Linked DNA regions of Homo sapiens: region 2 is linked to region 1. The links are chromatin contacts, found by Hi-C or POLR2A ChIA-PET in ENCODE. All regions are on one chromosome and are shown on one strand. The core of a region is the stretch at or near the end of the contact, and the rest is flanking DNA. Distances in the headings are between cores, read along the strand shown.

Region 1 (3,738 bases), core at 555-3,054:
GGCTGGGAACACAGCAGTCAACCGCAGAGACAAAATCCACTAGGCAGCAAGGAATATAATCATCAGAAAATCGACCAGGCACAGTGGCTCACGCCTGTAATCCCAGCACTTTGGGAGGCTGAGGCAGGTGGATCACTTGAGGGCAAGAGTTCAACACCAGTCTGGCCAGCATGGTGAAGCCCCATCTCTACTAAAAATACAAAAATTAGCCAGGCGTGGTGGCGTGAGCCTGTAGTCCCAGCTACTTGGGAGACTGAGGCAGGAGAATCACTTGAACCCGGGAGGCAGAGGTTGCAGTGAGCCAAGATCATGCCACTGCACTCCATCCTGGGCAACAGAGCAAGACTCTGTCTCAAAGCAAAATAATAATAATCAGAAAATCTCAGGGGGTGATAAATGCAAGGCAAGTATTGAAACAAAGGTGATAGGAGGCTAGGCGCGGTGGCTCACACCTATAATACTAGCACTTTGCGAAGCTGAGGTGGGAGGATTGCTTGAGCCCAGGAGTTTAAGACCAGCCTGGGCAACATAGCAAGACCCTGTCTACAGAAAAAAAAAAAAAAATTAGCCAGGCGTGGTGATGTGCACCTGTAGTCCCAGCTACTTGGAAGGCTAAAGCAGGAGGACTACTTGATCCCAGGAGTTAGAGGCTGCAGCGAGCTGTGACTGCACCACTGCACTCCAGCCTGGGCAACAGAGTAAGACCCTATTTAAAAAAAAAAAAAAAACAATAAAAGGTGTTAGGACAGGAACTGTTGAAAAGCAAAGAGGCAGCTTCAGCTCTGGCTATCAAAAAAGGCCTCTCTGGAGAAAGGACATTTGAGCAAACACTTGAATGGCACGAGGAAGCCAGGCATTTGGCTGGGCATGGTGGTTCATGCCTGTAATCCCAGCACTTTGGGAGGCCAAGGCGGGCGGATCACCTGAGGTCAGGAGTTCGAGACCAGCCTGGCCAACATGGCAAAACCCCGTCTCTACTAAAAGTACAAAAATTAGCTGGGAATGGTGGCGGGCGCCTGTAATCCCAGCTACTCCAGAGGCTGAGGCAGGAGAATCACTTGAACACGGGAGGAGAAGGGTGCAGAGAGCTGAGATTGCGCCACTACACTCCAGCCTGGGCGACAAGAGCAAGACTCCGTCAAAAAAAAAAAAAAAAGCCAGGCATTAAAAGGTGGAGGAAGAATAGTTTGTTTATGCAAAGGCCCCAACCCAAGGCCAGGTCAGGTGGGGTTTCATAAAGAAACGGGGAGAAGTTTGGCTTTAGTAACTCCTCCTTGTTGAGCAAGGCAGTGGCATTGCCCCCACCTAACCTGCCCTCTCTCTACACACTTTTAGTTTTCAAAGCATTCATCATTGCATTTATCAGTTCCCTCCTGCATTCAATCTGGCGTAAGCTCCAAGAGGGCAGGAAACCTCCATCCAGGGTCATTGATTAATCCCCGATGCCTAGCACAGTGCCTGGTCCAGAAGAGATTCTCAATAATGTTTGTTTAATTAAGTAATTATAGGCACTCAGTAAGTGCTCAGTAAATGTGATCATCAGGGCTGCCAATAGGGATCAAGCTGCTTTGGAATGAGATGAGACTCCCATCCCTGGAGGCATCCAAGCAGGACCTAGAAGAAGACATGCTAGGGACCCTCAGACCCAGAAGAGGCTTCCAGGTCCTCTTCCACTATGAAAGCTGTCAGGTCTGCCCTATGCCCAGTGCAAGGGATGGAGGGGCAGCTCGGGCTGCCTCAGGGACAGACAGCGTCTCAGCAGCCGTAACACATGTGCACCAAGCCGGAGAAGCCGCCTGCATTTCTCAATCACTAGAGATGTATTTGCACCTCAAAGTGCGGCCTCCTGCACTGCTTAATGAGGAAAGCAATCATTATGGGGGGCTTGCGGGCCTGGGGTCGGAAGGAAAGAAAAAACTTTTTTTGCCAACATTGTGTACAGAGTGCCAGGCAGAATGGACTTAAATCCTCCCTCAAAGGGCCCCCTGGGCAGGGCACTTCCTGCAGACAATTGGAACTTGGCCTGTAGGGTTCAACTTCCTTTGTGTTAACTAATTTCTGACTCAGGGTTTTCAGCTATTTCTTTCTAGAACAATACACTCACTGCAACAGTCCGCCGGTGCGGCTATCTTCCGCGGTGGCAGCGGCACGCTCTCCCCTGCCTCCCTCCTCAGCAGGAGGGGAGGGAGGTGTGAAAAGCCATCGAAAAGAGGTGGCTGGGAGCGGTCAAGCCCTGTCCCCCCACAAGTGCAAGTCTCATTTTCAGCTCTCTGGAGCCAGAATGCAAGACAGGACCCCAGGAGGGGTCTCGGAGCCCCCAGGATTTCTGGGCAAGCAAATAACAAAGCAGGCGGGAAAAGAGGGCACAGCCCCCAGAAGAAAACCTTCCTCCCTCGGTCATTAACCGAGCCCACCAGAACCCTCCCGCCTCCTCGCCCGCTTTCCCGTTTCTGTAATCTTTTTCTAATCTGCTTGCCGCTTCCTGCTTCCTCCAAACCACCTTAATTGGGAACTCTTTAGTTCACAAGGAAAGTTCATTTCTGCTCTCTGAGGACACCTATCGAGGGTAAGCCAGGCTCTTCATCATAATTCTTACCAGACATGGCTAATAATGACCCTCTTTCGCTAATGAAAAAAACACACACATGCACACATTGTGGCTGCGGTAATTAAGCCTGTGACGAGTTGAGTTGGAGAGAAATTAGATTTATTTACACGCTGTTCTGTTGCTGATGAAGCACAAGCTATCGGGAAGCTTTCTCATTAACCCTCGTTTACAGGGTGTGTGCTCTTTTGTGCCTCTACGAACCCTCTGTAAATTGTAGTTGGTTAAAAAATAATAATAATTAGCCATTCTTAGAGTGGAGTTTTCTCCTATAACTCTGTTAATCCTCGAGTTACACTGCCCAGATGCTGATGGTAATAAAATGCCCAAAGGACTTCAGGTCTGAGCTGCAGCCACATCAATGCATCAGCCAACAAGTGTTGCCGGAATGCCTGCCACCCGAAGACCCTGTGCTAGGGACCCGGTGGAGTCAGAGACGGCCCTGCCTCGGAGGAGATCATGAAATCTTCCTACTGGAAAGGAACTGGGTGAGTGGCTGATTGAGGCAGAAAGAATGATGCAGGGGCCAGACTGAAAGCCAGGCTGAGTCCAAGGTTCAGGTAGAAGAAATAGGGAGCCACTGGAGGTTTGTGAGTGAGGGAGGGGAGGCAAATGCAGTGTTTAAGCAAAATTAGATGACAGCCCACAGAGATGACTGGAAGGTTTCAGAGACAAGGGTTTTCAAAACGGACTTGCTGTTTTGAATCCTGGGGGCAGCCTGCATCAGCCCAGGCCGCCTATCACCAGTTACGACAGCCTGTGAGGTCTAAGAGGCTCTAAGTGTGTGGCCCACCACTATCTTAATGACAGCTCTCTCTTTGGAGGGACTGTCATTTTATTAAACACACATACAGACATTAAAATGCTTCCCAATTTCAGAAATGTTAGGCAATGACAAAATACACATCTTAGAATGAAAACAGCATGAACATCAAGCGCTTGGAAAACAGCCTTTTGGAAGGCCAGTCCCCGCCACACTGATACGGAATTGGACCCCTCCCCGGAGTTCCAACACTGGCCTAGACAAAGAGCACCCGGACTGCCACAGATGACTCCATGGCACCTTTCAGGGGCATCTTCCCACCAAATGCGTGTCTCGAAAGGTCCCTGCCCATCCCTTAAGCTTGGACCCA
Region 2 (3,655 bases), core at 736-3,235, 74 kb after region 1:
GGACTCCAATTCCAAGTTCTTTAAGGACGCAACAAAACCTCCTTAATCTTCGATCCCAAAATTAGTCACCTGTGATACTCAAGTAGGGGTTTGACTAAGCATTTCTCTCTGACCTTTGAAAAGGCCACTGGGGAAGAAAGCAAAGGGACATGATAAAATGAGGATGCCTGAAAGGAGGGTCCCCGCTGCAACAGTGGTCCTCTTCAGGGGGACATTCCGGAGGGTTTGATTTTCTTCTCTATAGTTTTGTGTAGTATTCTTATCTGCTGCAATTGAGCAAGTATTGCAACATTTTAAGGACTTTACCATTCTGTGAAGGAAAAGATATTAAAAAATATAATTGCCAAGCAGCTCAGAAACATCTTCCGCATAAAATAAAAGAGATACATCTCCCGGCCCAGGTCAGCCATCTGACCTCATCACCCACTTCTCCCGATCACCTGCTCGCTCCAGCCTCCAGCCACAGAGCAGGCCCCCGCCTCATCCCTCCTCAAACACACCAGACAGTCTTCACCAGTTCCCCCACCCCTCATCCTTCCTTGTCTTCCTGAGCCCTCGTCTCTGACAAACTGTATACATTTCACTTCCTTGTCTGGTTACCAACAACAACAAGCAGAACATCAGCTCCAGGAGGGCAGGGGTTTGGATGTTTCTCACTGCAGCAGCAAGAACCCTACCTAGTCTGGGACACGACAGACGCTCAGTAATACTTGATTGGATGGAAGAATGAATGAATGAACAGCTAACTTTTTTTTTTTTTGAGTTGGGGTCTCATTCTATCTCCCAGGCTGGAGTGTAGCGGCTCAATCATAGTTTACTGAAGCCTTGAGCTCCTGGGCTCCGGCAATTCTCTCACCTCAGCCTCTCGAGTAGCTGGGACTACAGGCATGTGCCACCACGCCAGGCTAATTTTTGCATTTTTATGTTTTGTAGCAATAGGGTCTATGTTGCCTGGGCTGGTCTCACACTTCAGGCTTCAAACAATCCTACTGCCTCGGCCTCCGGAAAAATTGTTATGTTGCCTTTTTTTTTCAGTGGGGGTAGAGAAAGAGCTATTCCATTCTTTTTCTGGGGGTAGAATATCCCCTAACCCTGGGATTATAGGCGTGAGCCACCATGCCCAGTCTGAATGATTAACTTGAAATCACTCTTACACATTTATTAAAGCAGCCCCAAGAATCTCTTTTTACACACTTTCTTAGTGACCCTAGTATGAACTGCTAAAAGAACTTCCTGGAAGTACAAGTGCAAGCCATTTCGTTGACTCTTCTCCGATTCAGACTTTTCACGAAATTCACAGTGGCCTCCTGCCCAAAGAGCACCACCAGATGGCCCATCTCCAGGGTCCTGACCCCACATTCCAAATTCAGGCATTTTTCTTGAAGAGCATTTATCACTCAATCAAGCCACCCACCCTGCCAACCCTGAATAACACCACTTACGGGAGGCTCAGCCATCGCTGCTTAGAATCTCACTTGTCCTCAAATATCTCCTGTTTATCTTGGTAACAGTCTACATGAATAGTCCGTTTGTTGGAAGAACATAATATTTTCCTTGGCTTTTAGGCAACAGTCTGGCAAATGAGCATTTCCCCATGTAACTTGTGATGGCTTTATGCGAGCAGTTAATTAGAATTACACAGACATGTTTATAGAAGTTTAAATGAAGCATAGTTCGAGTTTGTGAAAATATATATAATTACTCACACCGACACTTCCCACTGAAAAAGAAAAGGCAACATAACATAAGCAAGTTCCCTAAAAGCAACAGCAGGGGCCTAGAAAAGACTCCGCCAGCTTAAACAGCTCCACTTTGAGGGACTTGGGGAGACCAAACCCTGTTGGGGAACCCACAGACCCACCACCAAATGCTTTGCTCATTAGACTCACACTGCAGCCAACAAATTCCCCAAAGAGCCCCTGGGCGGGCGCCATGCTCCAGGCGAGTCCTGTGTGGATCCTTGTACATACACTACAGTCCCGCCCACGCACACGCAGAAAGGCCATCATCTGTCCCACAACCGGCTATGGAGGAGAGGTCTGGAGACCCAGGGAGGCTCTTTCTCTACCCCCAGGGAGAATGAACCGTATTTTTGGCAGGCTGAGGACTCAAATTAGGGAGGCTTCATGGCAGGCTGGCCTGTGGCCTTCAAGACCCTTTCTAGCCTGGTTCCACTCGCCTCCTGGTCTGATCCCTGCTCCCGCTGGGCCCTCATTCACCCTCCAATGTTGCCAACCCAGCCAGAGCAAGCCGTTTTCTCCTCTATCCCCAGTCCCACACCAACAATGCAGCAGCACCCATATCATGTGGCTGTCCCCAGACCCACGTCATCTGAGCCCTGGGGATGGTCAAGCCGGCTATTCCAGGCAGTTACTCAGATTGCTTGTTAAACTTGAAGGAATCACAGCCAACTCTTTCCACCTCTGTGTTGTGTAGAATGACCAACTGGCTCCCAGATCAGCCTTACAATCTGGCATTGGCAATCCTCACAACGGAACTGCTTTCCCAGGAGTGGGCTGGGCTAGATACCCCTGAAATGGAAGGATCCCACTATCTCATGGACAGAGGGAGTCCCCAGCAGTGTAAACGAGCCCTCCTTCTTTGAGCCCGAGAGTTGGAGGTGGCAGTGAGCTATGATCACACCACTGCATTCCAGCATGAGTGACAAAGTGACACCCTGTCTCTAAATAAAAATGCAAAAATAAAAACTGTCCTGGAGCAAAGTGACCAAACCTGTGCAGAAAGGGTCAGATCCAGATGTCCAGACCAGCATCCATGTTGCCCCCTGGCTTCAGCGGGCACCTACCAGCCAGGAAGGCGGCTGAACTGTGTCCAGACTCCCTTCCTCAGCCCACTCCGCTGCACAGGTTCACCACTGCATGCCCTACCTCCAGATTGGATTTTTTCACAGAAGTGGCCCTTGGAGAAGCCCTGCCAGCAATCCCAACACTGTCAAGAGAAGTCAGCTCCATGGGCTCATGGAGAAGTTCTTGTTCTTCCTCAAAGAACAAGAAGAAATGTGGGGGCTCCAGTGGAGAGGAGGACAGAAACAGGAAAAAAGAGACAGGAATTCAGGTAAGATGGGGGACAAGCGGCTCCTTCATTCAGTCAATATCTCCTAAATGCCAACTACATGCCAGGCACTGTGAATCCCTTCTCCATCCCACTAACCCTTTCTCCTGAAGCCTAGGGACACAAGAGTGGGCAAGTCAAACCTGGCCCCTGTCCGGGGACAGTCGAGCGGCCACTGAGGAAGGAACTGTAAACAAGTGAATACATCAATAAATTCCTACTGAGAACAACTCACATGACATTAAAAAGAGCAAGAGAGAGACAGTAACAGCAGTGGGCCCACTTTGGGAGAAGGGTCAGGGAAGGCCGCGCAGAAGAGGTGACATTGAACCTGAGTCCAGAAGAAGGAGAAGGAGCCAGGCAGGCTAGTACAGAGGAAGAGTCTCAGTCACGGGGAAAGCCATGCAGAGGAAAGAACGGCACAGTCCTAGGACATGAGTTGAGGCCGGGGGACTGATGAGATGTGAGGGAGAGCTCCCATGACATGAGGGAGATGCTCCGGAACCTTGCATGGGAAGAGACAGCCGCTCACACAAGCTCCCCCAGACAGTGCTGGGTGCTCCCCAGCAGCCTTTCCCCCTCC

Evidence for each region. A loop is a pair of places that touch in the nucleus more often than their neighbours do. ChIA-PET counts read pairs that join two places held with the same protein, here RNA polymerase II (POLR2A). Pooled maps may share reads with other maps.
Region 2: a loop to region 1 is called in a map of endothelial cell of umbilical vein, with 3 times the contacts of the local background. The contact joins two enhancer-like sites. A Hi-C loop is called at or near these places in 7 of 168 maps with a recorded cell type or tissue (Ramos, Right ventricle myocardium inferior, cardiac septum and 4 more) and 4 of 50 pooled maps. POLR2A ChIA-PET finds 5 or more read pairs at or near these places in 1 of 52 experiments (H1).

What each region holds. Positions count from the first base shown.
Region 1 is chr16:49,752,890-49,756,627 of GRCh38, forward strand. All of the region lies in intron 2 of ZNF423 (zinc finger protein 423), which reads right to left. Among named protein-coding and RNA genes, the nearest start is that of ZNF423, 100 kb to the right of the region's middle. RefSeq lists enhancers at 1,063-1,721, 1,722-2,380. Within about 2 kb of position 1,805, at least 9 of the 41 ENCODE cell types and tissues checked have a DNase peak (open chromatin) inside an H3K27ac peak, as active enhancers do.
Region 2 is chr16:49,826,774-49,830,428 of GRCh38, forward strand. The region is part of intron 1 of ZNF423 (zinc finger protein 423); the gene reads right to left. Among named protein-coding and RNA genes, the nearest start is that of ZNF423, 28 kb to the right of the region's middle. RefSeq lists an enhancer at 1,607-2,154. Within about 2 kb of position 1,986, at least 8 of the 41 ENCODE cell types and tissues checked have a DNase peak (open chromatin) inside an H3K27ac peak, as active enhancers do.